Linked DNA regions of Mus musculus: region 1 is linked to region 2. A link is a loop called in an ENCODE intact Hi-C map of the cell type or tissue named here. Cell type or tissue: heart. All regions are shown on one strand. Each heading gives the region's core, and the rest is flanking DNA. Links, peaks and the distances in the headings are about the cores only. Region 1 has its middle 140 kb from the start of Gm34499. Region 2 has its middle 37 kb from the start of Cdkn3.

Region 1 (12,164 bases), core at 2,483-10,482, 650 kb after region 2:
TCGATTCTAGATCTTACAGCACAAGCCATTACTGTTCTATTCAGGAATTTTTCCCCTGTACCCATATCTTCGAGGCTTTTCCCTACTTTCTCCTCTATAAGTTTCAGTGTCTCTGGTTTTATGTGGAGTTGCTTAATCCACTTAGATTTGACCTTAGTACAAGGAGATAGGAATGGATCAATTCTCATTCTTCTACATGATAACCGCCAGTTGTGCCAGCACCATTTGTTGAAGATGCTGTCTTTCTTCCACTGGATGGTTTTTGCTCCCTTGTCGAAGATCAAGTGACCATAGGTGTGAGGGTTCAAATGATACACTTATATTTTGTTGTGAAAGGAACTTAAGTCTGCTCCTTTTACAATTCTATTTCAAAATAAATTTTTATTCACTGGGGTCACTATGCTGTTTTAGATAAGGAGAAAACGCTTCCTTGACTGTGGCATGTTTTAAGATGTGGTGCCCTCCTTGCCTTTGTGTGAAATCTAAACTTGCTCCGTAGAACACCTTGTACCAGAGAGGAAGTAGTATATTGGCATTAGGGCCAAAAAACCAAGCATACAAACAAACACAGTGTGGCAGAGGCACTAAAATGTTCCTGGGTTCCTCTCTTGTAGTCTCCGGGTTGCTTTCTTTCTGTAAATGACAATATTGAATCAAATCATAAGACCCATTCTAAGAACCTTCTTGGGACCCAAAGAGTAAAACACGGTCACTCTTAGTCTAGGCACTGACAGTGGGTGGGTGTGATTTCATCTGCACAGCTCATCCTCTGATCACCCCAAGAAATCCCTGCAGGGCCCTGTCTTGGCCACTGACTCCACAGGGTTCACTCTCTTTCTTCTCTTTCGCACTCCTTTAAGAAAGCAGATGCAGTTCCTTGACCACTCCCATTAAAGGGGGTCAAAGATGGCTTGATCATATGTTTACAGAATTCTTTAGTTGCTAAATGTTCACCTTAATTCTCTTTCCCTGTGTCAGGTCCAGATTGGGGTCTGATTGTCTGGGGATCAATCCAACGCAGCAACAGCCCTTTGGACTCTGTCCCGTTGGCATCCTCCTGGAGTCTGATTTGGGTATCTCGCACCATCTGGATTCACACAGCATTCTACCTAGAATGTTTCAACTGGCTTCTTCACAATCCTGTCATGAGCTATGTCTATTGAAAAGGCCAGGTACTTACTTTTCATCAGATTTCAAACCAGTTTCTTTCCCACAGAGCGACAAGCTTGCAAGCTGAATAATCCCAGGTGAGATCTATTCCAAGTGCAGATCTCTGCTCTCAGGCATGGTGCCAGAAAGAAGGGTTACCGTCCAAATGGTTTATGCTTCCAAGATAGGTCCTTGGGGTTGTTGGTTTAAACCTGCATACTCCAAAGGAAGCAACCTGATATCCCACTGACTGGAATCCATCAGGTCGTTCAAAATCACTTTAATTGAGGCCAATAACTTCACTAAGATTTGATACTCTCTAGAGACTTTTGCCCCAATAGGTGAATTGTATAAGTGGCTCCTCCAGAACCACCTTCCACATACTCCACTTTAGAGGCAAATTTAGGAATGCAGGAATTAGAATTAGTCCTTTACCTGACTTTCCACAGCTTCTTACAAACTTCTGAACTCTAAAACCTGAAAGGTTTGATGTGGTTTCCAGCCATTTGTTAATTACAAAACAAGCAACTTCTCCATCCAGGAGGGATGCTCTGCTCTCCCATCCTGGTCAGACAATGGCCTAGTGTGGCATTTAGGATCTTTCCAGAGATATTACAATTCTTCATGATGAGAAAGTGGGTCAAGGAAGATCCTCTGTTTAAATATATTTCACCTATCAAATATTTATTAATAATCTCTATGAGCAAAGCTTTAATGAAGGTCCCTAAGGCAAGGCAGTATTCCTCCTCTCCAGGGTATACAGTGTGAGCCTACCCATGGACTCAGATGCCTACATTTTAAAAGAGATTTTCACAAACAGCAGAAAGTATTGTAAAGGGAAATGAAGCTCTGGAAGAATTGATAAAGTCTTGTGGAGGATGTGGCTTTTGAGCTGAGCTCTGACTTTACCAGAAATATTTCCATGACAAAAAATGGTGGGTGACCACCTGACATCACATGATGCCTCACGTGAGGACACTTGAAACACAGATACAGGTGGTCGTACAGTGTTTCTTAGGATGCTTTTTCATAGAACACCCACTGATGACCTGGGAAGTTGGTAGATCCACTTCAGCAAGCACCAGAAGAAGTTGCCCTCAAGAAAAGTAACTCCATGGATAATCCACTCATATTGCAAATTACCACCCACACTTCAGAAGTCCAGTCCTTAGGCATGCCTTTTGACACAGCTTAGAACCCATCTTGTTTTCTTATGGCTGACATCGTTAGCTGTGTCTCTTCTATGTAGAAACTATGCTCTTCCTATGCTTTTTACTTAGATACTCTGAGGGTTAGTGATCTATACCACTGAGAACCCCTCCTTGGTGCCGATAGGGGAGTTTAACATAGTCTACATAATGCATGCGGTATCTTAAATCCTACAATCCGAAACATGTTCTTCCCTTTCAATGAAAATCCTTCCATCTGTTTTTATGTGATCCACTAAGGCACATACTAAAACTTCATTTTTCTCCAGGTGAATAAAAAGATTCAGCAAGATCAATGGTATGCTTTAAAAGTCAACACCAGAGGCAGTGGCTTTATGGATAACAGAATGAGTCTGGGCTGTTGGGAGGATTTAACAATGCTCCAGGCAAGAAGTAACAAGAGCCTGAACTAAAGCAGTAAGGCTTAAAAGAAGGGGCACATTGGGAGGAATTTGGGAGATAGGATCAAAAGGGAGTGGCAGCTGATTGACGTACAGAGAGCCGGCAACATCTATAGGAGGAAACACGTGTCTCACAAATAACAAGAGTATCTGTACTTCTATTTGATGACTTGTCATCAGAGTTATAATCAGGGTGGACCATGTAGTGTTATCATCCAAACTGGGACATCACTAATAAAGTGAATGCTTTCACTAGAGCAGAATGGTTTCAAGTGCATCCAGATGTCAGTCTTCTGGCGAATAACAGCTTCCATGTCTTGTCATCAGGCACCGGCATGAGTGAAGTTGGCTCCCTCTACAACAAATGTAAACTTGTAGGATTTTCCCAGACATTTACATAATACATGCTCTTGGTGATCCCAGGAAGCTTGCTGTTCCATTCACTATGACTGTCATCTGGAACAGTCTCCAAGACAAAGCACTCACTCCCTTTGACATTCATACACTCATTTGATTTTTTTCACACAGTGTATTTGAGCATTGATATTCTCCATTATTCTTAACTAAAACTGGTGCCATGTGAGCTCCACCTGTTGGTACTAAGTCACACTAATATGTCATTACTAACATGAAAATAAAATAGTAGTATTGAGTACCCACAGAAGGCCAGACTTTGCTTGTATCTTTTCCTGAAGCTCCCTGCCCCCTACAAGCCTATTTCTAATGTTATCACAGATGGAACAAAGGAAGCCATGAGAGGAGACGAATGATCAGTCACCAGGTGCCATTTTCAACAGTGTTTGGTTATTGCTGTTATGCCTTTGTCCTTTCATCCTTTGTCTCTAAAACCAGCCAGATTCAACCACTGAGTTCGGAGAACAGAGCTCATGCCCTGGAATTATCTGATCACATTCTCACCTCTTGCCTTCGGACATAGGAAGTTACAGATTTGTGTTCACCTGGGAACACTTCGAGTTGATGTCTAAACAGGCAAAGGCTGCTAATCATATCAAGTAGCAATGGTCACACCAGCAGAGAGGGATGAATGGGTTGGGCAGCATGGTGGCACTTGCCTTTCAGCGCAGCGTTTGAGATACAGATCTCTGAATTTGAGGCCAGCCATGGATAGTAGTAGAGAAACCCTGTTTCAAAAAATAAAATAAAATGAAATAAAGCAACAGTCACACCAACGCTAGATAGCAAGTCAGTCCAAACCTCAGTGGCTTCTAAGAACAAGCTTTTCGCTCTTTCCCCTCAGAAGCTGCCTGGAGATTAACTAATTAAGGCTCTTCACATGATGCCAGCTTTAATCCAGTCCTAGCATCCAGGATCATGCCAGGTTTTCTTTCTTTCACAAATCATTTATGAAAGGCATGTTCTTCTTACGTGACGGCAGGGGTGTAACAAGAAAGCAAACTCAACTGCGTATATAAACTTCTTTTACACCACATTTCCTAGTGTTCCCAATGAGTCATATGGTCAAGCCAATAGCATAGGCCAGGGAGGATGCAATGTCTAGTGTGAGTCACACCAAGAAGGTAGCTGTATAATACTGCTACCTAGAATTACAAAAATATAAAATTACAACAAAGAAATAACTCAAACTACGACAAAAACGTAGTTCAAGCTAATGGAATTCAATTCTTAAACTTCATTTGAGCTATTCAAGAAGTAAACTCTACTTCCAATGACTAATTCCATGATGAAGGAAGTCTAAAGTTTGAGTTCACCACTTAGAGACAAAATTGAATCACTGCTGAGAAAGAAGAGCCTACATAGGTAGAACAAAGTGGTAAGAGCTGATTCTTGACCTACACTATACCCAAAGGCAGAGTTGTGGACTTTATCCAGTTTGGGAACCAATGACACCAATTTTGCTTAAAGTGATTGATTTAGACTTTTTGTCACATTCAGACAGAGAGATCCTAAGAGTTTTAGTGAATGGGTGAAACTGTCCTAAAATCTGAGCTATAGTGCATGATAACTAAGCCAATAAGCACTCTGGCTAGTACACACACTACATTCTTCTAGCTCATTCTTTAGCACATTCACTTCCATCCCAGCCTTTCCTGTGTGAAATAGCATGCAGTCATGGCTCTAGGCCATTTCATCTTGTCTCCCAAACAACCTTTAAAGCTATTTCTCATCACTAATATCTTAGTGATACCTTATGTAATATCTTAGCCCACTAGAAGCCTTGCATGACTTAAAACATTTCTCCATATAGAAAGGAAAAGTTTACATCTCAGGATAACCATTCAGAAGTGGCAAAGTTAATATGTTTCTGAGGAAAAAAAAAGAGAAATTTTTATGATTGTACTATATTCTGGCTCACAGCATTGCAGTTTTCTATCTTGACATTAGGGAAGAAACAAGATGTGCTTAAGAGAGAGCCCTCGATTTCAGAACTGAGCAGTTTTTGTGCCCGTCACACCAATCACTGAGTCTTGATGTGCCCACCTGCCTTGTGTGGATTTTTACAATAATCACCAAGAGACTATGAATGAAATATTCTTGTTACTTTTTTTAAAAATAATGTCTCATTTCCTAAATGTGACATTGAGAGAGAAAAACCTCTTGGCTTAGCTATGTGGACTTTATTTTTATCACTTAACTACATTGGTCCTCGTCTGATCATAACATTGAGTGAAAAGGGGACCATTTCAATCAGCCATTTCTTGGCGCAAAAGTGTGTACTACAGGTTCAACCAAGAGCCCAGTCCTCCAAGTTGGCTAGCTAGAAGTGGCTCACAAGTAAAACTAATAAAACAAACACCGATGAGAGGAATTAGATAGGTAAGGTTGGCTGAAGCAGCCCTGTCATGCACACAATGCCACACAAAAGACAGGACATACCTGAACTTGACCTAGATGTATGAACGCCGGGCTGAGAACCAAGTGTCTAGTAAAGCTCTCACTAAACTCTCTGTGAGCTACCAGACTGCATGTCTAAATCCCCCATGAGTCCCTAAACTCTGGGGTAAAGTGGGGCACCGTCTTTTCCCCAGAATCAAAAGCAATTTCTGAAGTCTAGAGCGAACTCGATAAGCACTTGCTGGATTTCGTCTCGTCACATTTAAAACCACCTCAGTCCCAAGACTCCACAGATGTCTTGGTGGTAGGCTGGCACCATCTCTGCCCTTTTGCTGAGCTGAGTAGAAACTTAGTAGAGAGGAATAGGCACTCCCTGGTCCGTATAAAGCTCCTATCCGACTTCTGTGAGCCTTTGATTGCTTAGAGTGATTTCATTTCCCTGACCCCTTTACATTACTATCTAAAACCTTTAGAGCTAATTAGAAGTGGGAGGATCAAAGATGATATATTTTAAATTTGCTTCCCGCCTCACCCACTTAAAGAATCCTAAGTAGCCCATTAAGCTGGAGGCACTTGCTGACAGGAAGGGAAGCATCTGGTGAGCAAGTTCTCTTAATTACATTGAAACATACTAACAAGAATAGAGAACAGTCCTTAATGACCTCCCCTTTGGTGGCGGAATCCACTGCAGAGTGGACAGTCATGGCTCAGAGCCAAAACCTAATGGTTAGCACTGGCACAGAGCACTCAGGCTCGCTAGGACTTAATAATCTTCTCTCCACAGAGAAAGTGTTTTAAGCATCCAGAACATAAATCCTACCACCTGCATGTAACCGAGCTCCAAAATAGTTATTTAGGGCATCACTTGGAACCCTCAGTAAATCCACCTGAGTGTTACCTTCTCCGTACCTTTCTTTGCTTTTATACATATCAAATAAGACCAAAGCTTTGCATTTTGTTTCAACCAATAACAATATTTAAATGCGACTTGGCAAAGTACTGATTTAATTATTGCATACCCCAAAGGGATAAAGAAACACAAAAAATAATTATCCTCATTATGACCTGGATGGGTTAATTATTTATAATAACATTTGTAATTCCACATTCAGCTGAATCCTCCTGCCAACTCTGTCACCCGTGCAAAAAAAGCAGAGTGAAAGCTTTTCTGTCTAGGTTAGACATATTTTCAAAATATCCGCACTTCTTGTTTCATTTATCTCTGAGTTTGATAGAGATTTTTAAGTGAAGGCTGGAACGGCTTAGCAGGAAAGATCACTTACTTCTCTCCCAAAGTACCTGGGTTCAGTTCAATTCCCAACATTCACACTGGGTAGTGTACAGTGACCTGTAGCTCCCATTCCAGAGGATCAGATGCTCCCTTCTGGCCCCTGTGGGTACTGCATGCACACACATGGTACACATGAACTTATGTAGAAACATATAAAAATATGTAAGTCAATCACAAAAAAATTTAAGTGGCTTTCACAGTATGATTAAAAATTAAGATTTTAAAATTGGTATTAAAAGTTTAAAAGAAACTGGAAAAGCAAACAAGGGAAGAAAATATCTTCACACCAAGAGTAGTGCTAGTACAGAAATATGGATATGATAAATTCTTACCTGGATGTGGAGTGACAGAAGCCTGACTCTAAACTTCCCAGTAGCCCACTCAGAAGACTCATATGCCAGAGGGAGCACTCAGCACACTGAGGAGGAAGTTTAAACTCATCTCAAGCAAGTGTGCTCCCCAGTACATAAGAAATACTCAGAATGACTCTCTGTAGTAGACTCAAAATATGTATGCAAAATAAAAGGAAGGTGGGAAGGAGGGAGAAAGGAGAGAGGAAGGGAGAGAGGGGAGACAGGAATAAGGAAGAAGGGAGAAAAGGAGGGGGAAGGGAAGGAAGGAAGAAAGGAAGGGAGAGAGGAAGGAAAGGAAAGGGGGGAGGGAAGGAGGAAGAAGGAAAGGAAGGATAAATGGAGGAAGGAAAGAAGAAATTAAAAGCTCTATGACTAGGAACCCTCGTTATTAATATCCTAGAAGATAGTAGATCTGCAGTGAAGGTGAACCAGTAGCATGTTATAGTTTAATAACCCTGGGTATTAGCCAAGACACTTTCTGTAGAATTTCTTGATGTGTACTTAAGGCTTTTATATCTATATAACAGAATTCTTATAAAGGTAGGTATGTCCAAGAGATTGCACAGAAGTAACAAAATAAGGATTGTTTGTCCCTAAATCATCCCATCTGTACCCATTGGATGATGCCCAGCCGTCTTTGCAGACACATGCATCAAGCAGTTGGCTAACGGTCCTTGTAGACAGGATGTCTCCTGTTTCCATTTGAAGTTTACTCCTTATTAAAATAGAAACACTACTAATTTGTCCTACTTATTTTATCTTCCTTTTGCATACAAAGTTCCCCTAAACCGAAAAGAAGTATTAAATCACTGTTAAGAGACCTCAAAATATCTTGGTCTTCAGTGAATTTCAATGATTTGGGAGGGGGAGACTAACCTCAACTGTTTTGAAGCATTTTATTCTCCTCCCCCTCCAGCTATCATCTACACAGTCACCTCCAAATATTGTCTGAACACCCCGACACACTATCTTTGAAGTTGGCCTTGCTTGAGCAGATTTGCTGAACGCTAGGTATACACCTACCACTCAGGATTAGAAGCAGTCCATGTGACAGACTTAATCAGTCCCTTGGTTTCTCAGACACACAGCTGGTGCTGAATTCTTTCTTGCTGGTGTAATATTGTAAGCGTCTTAAAATTAAAGCTGCCATTAAATTTCCATCTTGTTCTTCAAGTAGGCTGCTTTTTTGGAAATAGCACATGTCCGCAGTTTTATGTGTTGGTGCCAAAGAGATATTTTCTTCTACATCAAATCTTTCATGTTTGGAAAGAATAGCCCAATTGAATAGAAAAGCCAGGGAAGAATCCAAGTTGTTGGATCTGGGCAATCGCCGGTTCCCTAGAATTATTGGTGAAAATAAAAATATGACCCTCCTTGGCAGGTATACGCGACAGATGCTGCATTTAAAATGAAACGGAGAAAAACATGTGGGATTTATAGAAATTCTCTCCCTGTCCAGATTGCCTGGCCTCTACGAGTCAAATGTCACTTCTGCAGCACGTCATTTGCCAGTTCTTCAGCAAAACAAACAATCTTTCTAAAAGTCTCCCTCCCAAGGATAATAATAGAGCAGGGATGTCATGATAATCAAGAGAAGGGGCCTGCAGCGGCCGCCAGATTTTTTACAGGGAAGTTGAAGAGAGGATGAGAAAACGGAACAAGAGGCAGAAACTCTGTCGAGCCACAAAAGTGAGCCTTGAATCCCAAGAGTTCCTCATCCAGGGGAGATTGCTGGTGTGGCTGGGCAGACAGAGGTTAGGTTATCAGTGAACAGACGGATAGCTACCCCACCTGTGAAGAGACCTGATGCTCTGTTCTCACCTTCTTAAGCAATAGTCAAATTCCCCGCTTCAGGCCCACAGCCATAGTCACCAGGCAAAAATGGATGTCAGAGTTTTAAATTTGCTGTGGCGGAAGTAAAGCACAGAAAAAGACATAGATTAAGCCTTTTATCCCTGATAAGGAACTCTGAGGGGCGTGTGCTTAGGGTGGGGTAGTCTAACAGCCTTATACCCCCCAGTCGTGTAGTCTCTCCTGAGCAAGTGCCCTGTCTATTCAGTCTTCCAGGTCTCTTCTGTCAAACGCCATGGTATCCTTTTATAGTCAAGCAAGAAAATGTGAATGATACTGGGCTGTGGGCAAAGTGTGTGTCACTGAGTGCTCAGGTAAGCAGAGTTGGCTGGTGAGGGGAAATGTATGGGAATCCTAGGTTCTGGCATATCCTAAGAAGTTATTTGCCTTGAAGACAGTAAAGCACTGGACTAGGAGCATCCTATATGACATAAATCTAAAGACAGGGTAGGTTTACAAGACAGAGAGAACTCTTAGTAATCGTAATTTCATATCTTCTTCATTCTGGGGTTCTCTGGATGTAACGATAAATTCATGAGGCTAAATAAGAAGTTCTCCATTTTTGAAAAGTAAATTATCATTTTTTTTTATCCTGAATGGTCTCTAGATTCTTAAGCAGCCTGGGAGTGAAAAGCTATGCTTCAATTGAGCACACTCATTTAAGGGATGAATAAAGACTTTTTCTTGGTTTGGCAATCACTGGGCTTGTCGAAGAGGGTAGAAATGCAACTCCTCTATCTGAGAAACTCACTTGTTAAGAGCAAATTGTGCAATATCTTTGTTAATCATCATCTCCATCTAGATAGCAACAAACGAATATTTATATACCTCCCAGGGCACTGTCGGTCTCAGTTCACATTTGGAAGATTATAATCCTCAGATGAAGGGAGCTACAAAATATAATCATTTTATTTTTCAACATATATTCAAGGAACAAGAATTTAAGAGGTCATTTGTATGACAAAGGGCAATGAGGTGACATGTGACATGAAAGAGGTTCATCAGCTTCTAATTGTCGAATACTCCTTCTCTGATTCCAGTTTCCTGGGTTAGGCAGTAATAACGCGGTGGTGAAGAAGAGAATTAAAGATTTGCTCATTCACCACAGCGTTTTGCCTTCAGTCTTTAGGAACCTGCAGAGTCTATGCCCATCCAGGGCAGCTGAAAGGGAGGGATCTAGCAGCCACAGGAACATCAGTAAGACAGAGCTCTACATCTTTTTTTTTTAATTAGGTATTTTCTTCATTTACATTTCCAATGCTACCTGAAAAGTCCCCCATAACCTCCCCCCAACTCCCCTACCCACCCACTCCCATTTCTTGGCCCTGGCATTCCCCTGTACTGAGGCATATAAAGTTTGCAAGACCGATGGGCCTCTCTTTCCAATGATGGCCGACTAGGCCATCTTCTTTTTTACCTCTTGAATTGCACTTTCGAATCCCCTATGTGTCAACAATTCACCTGTTCTCCTCTTCAAAACAATTCATCCCTGAGTTTTCCTTTCAGTACCTAGCTGCCCAAGAGTGGGGCCATGCTGAATGCCCCCTGGGGACAGTTTCCCAAAGGCTGCACTTGCTGAGAGTTTTCAAAGACTCTTGCACGGCTCGATCATATTTATAGTTTAAGTCCTGAAGGAATTAGAGAGCAGACATAAGGGTTTCCAATGGCCGTAACAATGTTCCAGAGTTACTGGCTATACCACACATAGAATTCCATCTTTGATTAGCTTTAAACTATCTTTCTGTTCTCACCACAGCCCATGGTTGAGGCATCTTTATAAGCATGTTAAGCCAAATAATCCTTCCTACCTGGGGTCCCCTCATTCCGATCCCTCATCCCTAAAGTTTCCTCCGGAGTCCTATTATGACACTTCAAGGCTCATCTCAAGACTTTGTAGTTGCTATCTCAGAAAGCCAGTTATACCATCTGGGTTCTCATAATATTCATAACAACAAGCGTATTAGCCTGGTTTTATTCATGTATCCATGCACAAATATACACATACACTGTGGACTGACAAATAACATATGGAAAAATAATTCATATGCTTACTTAAATATTTTAATCTACTATTGACATTTACATTGTTTATGTAACATATATGCTACATGTATTTTATTTACATGTATATACTTGTGTGTAAACATTTGTTGTAAATTATTATATTTATATTTATAAATGTACATATTTCCCAAGCATTTGTAGTTATTGGGTAAATATATTAAGCATGCTAAATATTGTTTAAATATATTTATAAGTTTATACAGGCATGTATTGTCATGAGTGGGATCTGTAATGTTCCAAAAGTCCCATGTGTTAAAGGTTGGTCCTTAGCTACGAGACCAAACTATTGAGAGGCGATAGAGTCTTTAGCAAGTAGATCCTGATAAAAGGTCATTAGAGAAGTCGCTGGGGAGCCGCTTACTCATCTCATGATCTACTGTGTCACCACAATCCCAAACAAAGGAATACAACCAGCCACCATGAGCTAGAGCGTCTGGAGCCATGACAAAAATCACTTATATCCTTGTCAATCATTTACCTCAGTATTGTGTTACAGTGTTGACTAATAGATGCATATACCCAGTTTTATATATTATGCATGTATATATTTTGTTAATTATGCATTAAATATTAAATTTAAAATAAATATAATTATTAAGGGTCTTGCCTGCTTCAGTCACTAGGTTATAAACTCTTTTTAAAAAGTTCAGAATCAGGTTGAGACCTGATCAGACACAATGCCCGCCTTTATTAGACACTAACTCCACGTCAGGTGCTGGGTTAAGTGAACTGTGTATTTGATCTCATTTAATCTCCCTAGCCATCCAGTAGGATTGATAATTACCTGCATTCATAGGTGAAGAAATAAAAAATCAAATGTTCTCAAACAAATGATATAATGTGCCATTAGCCTTAAGTGTTTAGGTAGGCTTCCAGCCAGGTTTGGTTTTGATTCCAAAAGTCTGGCCTTTGATCACCTCATGATGCTGGAAGCCATATGAGGATGCTAAGTCCTAGTAGGCAAGTGCTTAGTAGTCAGCAAACCAATGGTGCGCATCTGCAAACCAGTCTCTTTCCATTGTGCAGATCAGTA
Region 2 (11,004 bases), core at 478-8,477:
CCTGGGAACTTAGCAATGAGCAGTGGCCCTCAGGTCTTAGGAAGAGGCCAGGTGTGGGCCACTTACAGACCTCTGCTGGCCTGAGCAGCGATCCCATCCCATGATGTTCCCTATCGAGAACTGTACTGCTGAGCCCATTCAACTCCACAGGACTATGGGGGATAAGGACAAAATAGTATTTTGAGCCAAGAGGGTTCACAGCATTTGTCAAGCGTCACTGGACAGCCAGAAGACCTTTGAAGTGTAGAAAAACAAAATGAAACAAAGTAACAAAAACGTTATTGCCAAGAATACTTTAGGTTCTTATCCAATCAACCTTGGACATGCCGCCTGGTCTCACACACAGCTTGTTTGAACTCAAGCACCAGGGACTGCTTCTCCACCTCCACTTTTCTTTGGTTATATACCATTGATGATTTTACATATGTATGTTTAAAAGTCTTTAGGACCTCTAACAAGCTTATACACATCAAATCCTCACACGGTGAGCAGCGAGTACGCGGAGTGGGGGAGGGCAGTGTGGACTCCTTTCAGCTGTAGCCGATGTGGTTTTATTTCAGGAGAATAATATTTCAGAATAGATTTCTTTTTGGTCCGTCCTATGTAATAGCTATTTCTCAGGAAGTGGTCTGCAGCACATTTTAGTTAGTAACTGTGGTGGCTAGGTTTCTGTCAATGTGACACAAGCGAGAGTCATTTGGGAAGAGAGAGCCTCAGTTGAGAAAATGTCTGAATCTGGTTGACTTATGGGCAAGCCTGTGGTGCTTTTTTGTGAGGGATTATCGATGTGGGAGGTCCCAGATCAATGAGCAGTGTTATTCCTGCGGCTGTGGCCCTGGCTTCTATAAGAAAGCAGGCTGAGCAAGCCAGTGAGTGCGTGCCTCCATGGCCTCTGCTTCAGCTCCTGCTTCCAGGTTCCTGTCGTGAGCTTCTGCCCTGACTTCCCTCTTCCCTAACTTGCTTTTGGTCATGGCGTTTTATTTCAGGAATAGAAGCTTTAAGACAGTAGCATTGATTTTGTTTCTATTGGATGCATCTTTGCTTTTACAGTAAATTGTAATTACATACAGTAAAAATCATGCTTATTTGTACATCACTATGCAAATTTGGGCTGTTGCAGACAGCGATTACAGCCTCAGCCAAGCAAACAGCAGTTCCATCACCCCCTCCAGAATTCTTTTCTGCCCTTCGTATAAAATCAAGCATCTCTCCACTTTAAGCAATCTTGGGCTTTTTTTTTTTTTTTTTTTTTTTTTTTTTTATAACTTACTCAAGGAGAAATTCTTATAGAATTCACCATTTTTTTTTTTTCAGGTAAACAGTTCAGTGGTATTTAGTTCACTCACTCGGAGCCACCACCATCTCTGGTTCTTCCTGATATCTTCCTACTATGCCAATGCAAAACTCCTTGCAGCCTTCTTGCCTATCCCTGCTCCCACGATCCTTTGCAACTGTAGACCGGTTTGTATCCTGACTGTGTTGATGTATCTATTTGGAATATTTCAGATAATGGGATCATGCAATATACGACCCTTTGTGCGTCATCTAATGGAGTGTTCTGGAAGTTCACAAAGGTGGTCTGACTCAGCCGTTCATCCTCCCTCACAGGTAAACACAGTGAGGCCCCAACAAGCCGCCTGGAGTCCTGATGCTGCACATCACAGCAGAGTGGAGACTTTCCTGTCCGGAGGAAGCGCTTGCAAAAGAGCCAATAGAAAAGTAAGAGCAAGCGGGCATGAAGGGGCTTCATAATCAGAGGCCAGCTGTGGTGAGTGTGCATGCAATATGTGACGGAGGCAGATGTGGTTTCAGCCTCTCATTTGACCCCTGCCTGAGGACATTAAGCTGAGGATGTCAGCAGGTACCATGTAAAAACATATTTTGTTTTGCTCAGTGTCTTAGCCCTTTTAAAGACGCGTTAGTTAACGTTGATGCAAATGGCCCTTGCTAGGAATTGATAGCCCTGATGTGTCCTGCAATGTTGTTTTCCATGGCTTCCTTTCTCATTCCCACCTTGCACACCGTGACGCTTCCAGATCGCTAACCCAGTGATTTTTCTCATTTTCAGAGCTTTGTCATGTGCTTAGGGCCCATCAGTGTCTGTAAGGTTATGGGGTCCCCCGTCTGCTCTACCACAAGGCTTGGCCACTCGGGGAGGCAGGACACGGGGAGTTGACCACACTTACCCCACGCCATCCCCGGGCCTGGGACACACTCCTGGGGTGGGGAAGTACAGTCTGAGGCGTGGGACAGCCAGAGCTAGTGTAGGAGTTCCTGGGCCTGTGGTGAGGCTGGGGTGTCTGGTTCTTAGGCTCTTGGACACCCAGGCACCACTAGGAGCAGAGGAAGAGCTAAGAATGGAGTGGGGGCCCATAGGCTGGATGTGGCTCAGGACCCCGGGGCGGGGAGAACTCTAGCTGGTCCCAAGGGGGAGTTCTTGACTTGATGGGCAGCAGTCTTGGGCTTGGTGGCAGCTGTGGCTGGGAGCACAGAGAGGCCTTCTAGGGGAGACTAGATGGTGGCTCTGTAGGCAAAGGTCTTTGGATCCTGATGAAAAGAGGCAGTCCATGGTTTTAAGGCACTTATTGTCATTTCAGAAAGAGAATGAGTAAAACCATACCCTATTTCTCAGGGTGGGCCTGAGGTTAAATGCCTTTTGCCGGGAGGAGTGTCTGGGAAGGAGAGTGTATTGGCTAAGTCCTCCAGGCCTTTAGTTACGTCATTAAAATGGAGCTCTGCCTTGAGCCTATGTGACTACAGGTCACATCCTCTACCTGTGGGGGCTTGAGGTGTTGCCCTTATGTGACTGATGGCCACCAATCTGTGGGGGCTCAGGCTAGTGACAGGAGCCTAGTCCCTGGGAACCAGGAGAAGCGCCTACCATCCCTTCAGGATCACCAGGTTTTTGAGCCTTAGCTCAATGGGGAACAGGTCTACCTATCACGGGCCCACAAGTGTCTACTTTACTTAGGTATCCCTGGCTTTGACCTGTGGGATGTCTTTCTGAGAACTGACCTCCTTGCTAGTCTTGTGCTTAGCCTTCCCCTTGACCACTCTAGTCTTGGGTGCCTCCCCATGTGTGTAGCCTTCCCCCTGACCACTCTCGTCTTGGGTGCCTCCCCATTTCAAATGTCAAACCTTCTATTATAATAAAAGAGAAAGATCTTTTCTTCCAAAATAAGTTTTTTTTTCTTTCTGATGTGAAAAATCTGTTTGTGGCTGTATCATTGCAGTTGAAGTAGCTGGAACCCTTTTCATTGGGGCATTCTACACTGTGTCAGAACCTGTGTCCTCTATGAGCTGGCACTAAACCAACCAACCAATAGGGGGCGCTGCAGGCCCCTTGCAGTCCAGACAGAACAAACTTGAGGACACAAAAGTGATATGATATTTCAAAGGCCACCACAGCAGGCTAGCGTTAGGAAAAGCGAATCCAGTAATATATTTATTTAATTCCTTTTCCTGCAATGTTGGGACATGGGCCACATGCTACACAGTGCTTACTACTGAGATATATCTCAGCATGGTTTCTTCTCCCTCCCCTCCCTTCCTCTCCTGTCCCATGCCCACCATCACCCCCTGTACCCTCATCTGCATTTTTAGCACCCCCAGGCTAGCAACATATCAAGACTCTGAAATTGCAATCTTCCTGTGTCAGCCTTTTAAGTGGTGAGATCATGCATGTGACACATTCACAGTATTGCCCCCTCCCTCCAGTTTTGAGAATGAAACCCAGGGTCTCACTGAACCACACTTATTTTTTTAGCATTGTATTAACAAGCTTCTACATAACAGTCGCCTTTTCTTTTAAACTGTGTGAAAGCCCTCTCTAGGCTGAAGTTGAAATGCAGTCTACAAACAGCCCAGCCTCACAAGAGCACAAAATCCAAAGAAAGAAGAAACCAGTGGGCCATAGTCTCTCACTTTGCTTTCCAGACTTTCATTGAGTTGAAAAAGCCAGCATGAGGCAGGTCCCCTTCCTTGGCTTGCTCTGCTATGGAGTTCAACACTGGAAGGCCTGAATGGTGAAGCCGGCAAGGAGCAGTCAAATGGATGGGAATGCCAGCAACCGGGTGAATTATTACTTCATTCCTGGCTGACGAGGCAGGAGGTAAGATGAGAAGTGAGTGAAAAAGCCTGTGGGCTCCCACGTGGACTGAGGGAACCAAAGCCAACACGGAGAGGACAGGTCAGAGTTGAAAGCTACATAAGGGTGGAGCTGGGCAGCATTCTGTCTAGTGAATAGGTTTGGGTTTGTAATGGCTATCAGTCAGAGGTTGCATAAAGACAGGGTGGACTTCATCTACCTCAAGCCCCCAACTCCTGTAGTTCTCAGGGACACTTTCTCATTTTGGTACTTAAGGTGGCCTGGATCTTTTAAAGGAGTGAGCTCCACTACAAACGTCGATGCCACTTTTAGAGGTGCCACGTACCCTCCCTTTCTTTTTCTTTCCCAAATAGATCCCCCTCCCCAGTGCTGGGGGCAAGGGAGCTGTGGTGTGTACCACTTAGATACTTGTTTCTGGTGACTTTTTGTTCTGAAAAAAAAAATCCATCCCTATGAAATTAACAAAACAAAACAAAAAACTTACAGCATATTTTCATGCTTGCACCCATCACCTCACCTCTCTCTGTCTCTCTGCCCAATCTCCCCACATATCATTACTTCTTCAAATACATTCATACTACAGCTGAATGGCTGGTGTCTTGGACTCCACCTGTCTCATGCCCTTACCACAGGGACCAAGAAGGCTTGGTATCACTCTGTTGTTCATTTAGATATCACAGTCTTGCATTTCTAAACTACTTTGTAGTTTGCCAAACATGAGATGACCATCCCACCACATGTTGTCTCCTAACAATCACATTGTAAGCTAGAATACCTGTTTTATTTTCTCTCCTCATTCTCTTCCTCTCTCTCCCGTCTCTCTCCTTTCAGCCTACAGAGGGAGAATATTGCTCAAGACAGAAGATGTTGAATATTGTTTATATTATAATTGCACAAAAAACTTTTAATTTTTCTTCCTTTATATATTTCCCTCCAGGTTCCAGTAACACAGAACTGGCTTGCCACAGTGGAATGTGGCTGACAGTCATTTGTCAGTCATACTGTTAAATCCAGTTCCAGGCTGGGTTTAATAGTAAACTGCAATCTAGACTTTTACCTTTAGAGGGCACTCCTGTTTTAATAATAGCATAGCCGCTGGCCCCAGACAAGAAGCCAGAAACCCTTTTTCTTACTCTGTAGTTAGGAGATCCTGTACCCCTTTACAGACAGACAAGAAACTCATTGTTGCAGATTGCTTGTTCCCTAGTAACAAAGTTATCTTGTAATTTGTAACCTTTGGTTACAGTTCTGTTCAAAGTGGGAAAGCTGAGCTGCTAGAACGAGCTCTCTGGAATCTCTTGCCTTGCCCTTGGTGGCAATGACTTGCACGCTGGGAGCTGCAAGGGGTCATTCAAAAATGGCAGAAGGAAGCAGTCATTCCTTCCCTGAGAGCCTCCATTGAAAATGCATTTCCCACTTCTCCTGCACCTCCCAGGGTCTTAGGGGACCTGCTTTCTTCCTCTGCTTTAACCTCACCCCCTCTCCCTTCCTGTTGGAGACAAGTGAGGAACAGCAAATCTGCCCTGCCCAGCACTGGCTCCCTTCAGCTCCCTTGCACCTTCCTGGGCTGGCTGGCTCCCTTTGGTCCCTTAGTCTTCAGTATCAGAGAAGCCTCTCAGAAGAGCTGGCCTCTTTCTCTCTCTCTCTCTCTTTTTTTCCTTTTCTTTTTTGTCTATCCCATCTGAATAGGTTTCTCCACAGCCAGACATTTTTAATTAACAAAAAAATCAAATTATGGTATAATTTCACATATCATGAAACCCACCATTTGAAAATGTCTAACTTAATTAGCTTATTGACAGTATTGCAAACCATCGCCAACCCTCTGAAGTAACCCCATGGCATTAAGAAGTCACTCGTGGGTGGTAAGACGACCAGTGAAGACAATTGCCAAGGGGCCTGGTGACTTTCTGGGATGCACACAGTAGAAGGAGAGAGCTTGACCTTCTGCAAGCTCTCCTCCCTTCTCCGTGTGTGCACTGGGGCATGCAAGGATCCACTGCCCTCCACCATAGAAACAAGTAGTTGTAAAAGTTGACAGAGAAGCCATTCCCCTCCGCCATTCTTCCTAGTCCATCACGCCCAGAGCTATGTCCTGTTTCTGCGTTTACCTGCTCACCACAATGCATCCTCTCTTCTCTTTAGTTCTTCAGGCCAGAAACAAAGTTTGATATTTTTCTGGAGTGGGCATTTATGTATCACTTTTTCTCTGAATCCATGAGTAACATGTGGAGTTCCCTCACAGCCTGCCTGGCAATAAAATTCGAGGGCCTTGTAACATAAGGAAGTAATCAGCGAGGGACGTGACCACTGGGGAGCTACTGTAGAAGAGACCAGTCTGTAGGTGGGGCCTGAGGTCCCTGCTTCAGTCCACCAAGAGAACATCTTCCCCTCCACTGCACTGCCAGCTCCCTGGGACTCAGGTCTCCCCTAAGATGTTTCTGCTATTTACTTGCAACCCACAGAGGCTAAGTGCAAAGCGTTGTACACGTTTCCAGAAGACTCTTTGAGGGCTGGGTTAGGACGCAGCAGTAAGTAGAAACAGGATTCTCAGAGAAGCCTCACTCCCAGGCATAACGCGAGCCCCACTTGCGTCTCTCCACAGGGTCTGGTAGACCCTCTGATCGTTTCTATGATTGCATCCATTTTTACAGACATCAAATGTAGGGGGTTGGTGGATTTGACTCAGCGGTTTGACTGGGGTGCTGACAGGCCAGCCTTACTCTCAACCGCTGCTCCCGTGCAGCCTCTCAGACTCACTCACACACGAGCACAAAGCCACGATGCAATGTTTACACATGACATCTGCAGCCGCATTATCGCTCCTACTAAAATGGCTCACAATGGCATCATAAACAAAGAAGTATGTTCCTATCCCCACAGCTGCTGTGCACTGGGTAAAGTGTCCACCAGAGGTCCAGATATCCCTGGGTTAGAGACTTGGCCTCTGGGTGGCACTAGTGGGAGGTGATGGGACCTTCAGGAACAAGGGTCTAAGTCTTTAAGCTCTTGGTGGCAATGACTTGCATGCTGGGAGCTGTAAGGAGTCATTCAAAAACAGGGAAGGAAGTAGGCATTCCTTCCCTAAGAGCCTCCATTGAGAATGCAATTCCCACTTCTCCTGCACCTACCCCGGTCCTAGTGGATCTAATTTTGTCCTCTGCTTTAGCCTTTCTCATTGAGAAGTACATCTCTCTTTATTTTTTTTTTCAGATTCCTTTTTTTTGTTGTTGATTTTTTTCATTTCTTTTGTTTTTGATTTTTTAAAAGATTTATTTATTTATTATACATGTAACTACACTGTAGCTATCTTCAGACATTCCAGAAGAGGCCATCAGATCTCATTACGGATGGTTGTGAGCCACCATGTGGTTGCTGGGATTTGAACACAGGACCTTAGGAAGAGCAGTCCGTGTTCTTAGCCACTGAGCCATCTCTCCAGCCCTGAGAAGTATATCTCATTGAGGATGTACTTTTGAAGATAATATAGAACCGTGGTGTCTTAGTTAGGGTTTTACTGCTGTGAACAGACACCATGACCAAGGCAAGTCTTATATAAACAACATTTAATTGGGGCTGGCTTACAGGTTCAGAGGTTCAGTCCATTATCACCACTGGAGGATGGCAGCATCCAGGCAGGCATGGCACAGGCGGAACTGAGAGTTCTATGTCTTCATCCAAAGGCTGCTAGTGAAAGACTGACTTCCAGGCAACTGGGGTGAGAGTCTTAAGCCCACACCCACAGTGACACACCTATTCCAACCAGATCACACCTATACCAACAAGGCCACACCTCCAAATGGTGCCACTCCCTGGTCCAAGAATATACAAACCACCATACCTGGTCAGGTCTCTTAAAGTTATTCTCTCTCTCTCTCTCTCTCTCTCTCTCTCTCTCTCTCTGTATGTGTGTGTCAGAAGACAACCTGCTGGAGTCAGTTTTCTTGTCATATGGGTCCCAGGAGTCAGAGTCAGGTCATCAGGCTTGAGGCCAAGTGTCCTTACCCACAGGAGTCTCTCCCTGGCCAAGCCGACCTCTTCCTGTGTGCTTCTCATTTCCTGATAGAAGCTGCTTGCTTGACCATGGCTCTTGCCACAGTGCGTTGCTCTTCCCAGAGGCCCCAAACAATGAAGTCACTTTATTTTGATGAATAAACCGGCAAAGAAGGGTTTTTTTTTATTTTATTTTTTATTTTGTTATACAGGGGAAGTGACCACCAGGGTGTCCTTGGAAGTGGAGTGACTGGGTGATGTTGGGAAGAACTCCCATCTGATTGTACCTTCATGTTTCTCAAGCAAGTGGGTCTTGGAAGGAGGTCGACCCCAGGAGAATGTACTCTTCACAGCTTAGGCATGTGTTTTAATCAAGCTCCCCCCACCCCCACCCCCCAGGGTCAGAACGAGGAGAATGGGCACGTAGATAAATGGAGATGAATTGTAAGGCATTGGTTCACACATCATGGAGGCTGGGGAATCCAGACCTCCTGAGTTGTCCCACTGGAGACAGGGGGAGAGCCAGGGCTGCCTCTCATGTCTGAAGGACCTAGGATGCAGAGTTCCTCCAGTGAAGAGAGGCCAGCCTTTTGTTCTATGCAGACTTCCCATTCCGATCGGACAGGGCCACTTAGGTCACAGAAGCCCATTGGCTTGATTCAAACTCCACAACTTTGGGTACAAATCTCCTTCCCGAATGCTTTCTGGAACAGCTATCTGGAATTGTGTTTGACTCTGGGTCTGGGTTTTGTGGCCCAGCCAAGGAGAATCCAAATTAACCATCAAAGTCAGGACTCAGTGTGCCAGCCTAGTTGCCCAGGACCTGGAATGGGTTGCTAGGAGGACAATGCTGTTGGGTAAGTGTCAGAGATCCCTGCCCCTACATGTGGGAGTCCAGCTTGAGCTACTCATCAAGAGCTACTGAAGACTTGCTGTGGAGGGCTTGCTGGGCAGACTCCAAGGACTTGCCATACACCCATCTTTAGGATGGTGGGTCTGAGAATGGTTGGTTTCCTCACTTTCTATCTGAGTGGCAGGGGACTAGTCACCACTCCCACCCCGCAACCTCCCAAGAAAGACAACTGCTGCCATCCGACCCTAGTCATTTCTCCCTGGCATTCTCTTGACATCGTTGACTATTTACTGCGGTTGGGCTCTATGGACTGGGGACATGCCAACTAGTAAATAGCCATATGTGGAAGCGAAGAGAAGCAGGAGGAGAAATGGACGCTGCCGTGGCTAGCTGTGTGCGTGGGACACTGGTGGCTCGGGTCATGAAGTTAGGTGGCCAGAAAGTCTTTCCCAGTAAAAAAGAAAGAGAAATTTCCAGTAGGCAAAGTCTGAAATTCTCAGATCCCTGTGAATTCCAGGCAGAAGGACAGGAACTGCCAGCCCCAGTCGGGGCACCTGAAACGTAGAGGAAGAGGCCTGTGGGAGGTGCAATGAGAGAAACCCCAGGACAAGAGGGAGGAGAGGGATGGGGCCTCCAAATGCACGGTGAGGGCCCAGGCAGCTATTGTGAGAGGCTTGGAGTCCCGCCACCGGAGGGTTTGTGAAGAGCAGTAATGAAGTCTGGCCACTGTGCCGGGAACAGGTTGTGTGGCAGAGGAGGAGGAGGCAGAAGCAGACACACAAACACCCCAGCACGGGAGAGAACAGTGAGGGCGAATGGGCCCAGCACAGTGGTAGGGACTGGCCAGGATCCCAGCATCTGCTCCAGGGTCTGCTCTGAAGCTGAGAGACAAGGTTTGCTGCATGCAGGGTGGACTTTATGAAGTTCATGTGTGTGCATGTGTGTGCTGGTCACAGGAGTGGTGTGTGTGTGTGTGTGTTGGGGGTAACATTCCCATGCCAGTCTAGCCCCCTCCTGCCCCCTCCTGCGTGATGCTCTTGATGGCTTTAGGACTGCTGTCCTCAGTGAGGCTGTCTGAGGACTGGATATCCTGGGGCTGTTCAGGATGTGTCTCTGTTGAGTCCTTTTCTCTTTGTTTCTTTTCCTTATTATGGTCTTTGGATTATTTTTAAGAGTTACTATTTATCTTTAATTATGTATATGTGTGTGGGTACGTGCATGTGAATGCAGTTGCCCACAAGGCCCGAGGTGTCCAGTTGTAAACTGCCTGATATGGGTACTAGGAACCCACTCAGGTACTCTGCAAGAGCAGTGCTCTAACCACTGAGCCATTGCTCAGTCCAGCCCTTGTCTCCAGTTGGGTCTGCACAGGAGAAAAGTCCCTTCCTAGGGCACGGGCTGATTCCAGCCCTGGGGTGGAATGTGGGTTTGCCCGCCTCCTGTGTGCACTGCAGACATCAAGGCCCAGTGGCCACTCAAAGGAAGTGACCTCATAAATGTGCCTCCCAAGCCACACAGGATGGGTCGGGGTGCGACGTTGGGCCACTCGCTCTGGTTTACAGCAAATTCAACAGCTTGTGGCCTGCAGATCCTCAGGATAAATAGCTGGAAAAGCCTGACCCTGGCAACCTCATTTCTCATTCCTTTCTTGTTACAGGTAATAGAGCTGAAAATGTGGTTTTAATTATGGCGCTAATGAAAACTGAAAATCCAGACAGACACTTGACGAACTCTGCTGCGCGTTATATTACATTTGTGCTAACTACAAAGTACCCAGCTGGATGTAACATTATCCCCTCCCGAGCATCCGCCTGACTGAAGCTGTATAATTGATGTGGACTTTGGCAGGAGGTCAGCTTAAAGGTATTTTTTTTTATTTTAAAGATTTTTAAAAAAATATATCTTTAACGGTATTTTTTGGGGAAAGGAATACGTTTATTACCTGAGGTGGGAGAACATTTTCTCTGGGTTGTCCGGCTCCTTAGCCTATCCCACAGGTTGATCCTTCCTCGACCTTTCCTCCAGGAGAAACCCCTGAGCCAGGAGGGAG

What was found. Peaks named below come from ENCODE experiments on the same cell type or tissue, not always from the same donor. Only the 100,000 strongest peaks of a DNase experiment are listed, where the experiment ranks them.
Region 1: it touches region 2 in a loop (2.3-fold over the local background); 2 of 42 quality-filtered maps call a loop at or near these places.

Annotation. Positions count from the first base shown.
Region 1 is chr14:46,071,718-46,083,881 of GRCm38, reverse strand. No RefSeq gene overlaps it. Among named protein-coding and RNA genes, the nearest start is that of Gm34499, 140 kb to the left of the region's middle. In heart, for the core only: CTCF peaks have their summits at 3,333 and 6,963; no DNase peak of the experiment used is centred there.
Region 2 is chr14:46,718,266-46,729,269 of GRCm38, reverse strand. No RefSeq gene overlaps it. Among named protein-coding and RNA genes, the nearest start is that of Cdkn3, 37 kb to the left of the region's middle. In heart, for the core only: CTCF peaks have their summits at 3,331 (motif pointing right), 5,179 (motif pointing right) and 7,021 (motif pointing right); a DNase peak (open chromatin) is centred at 7,039.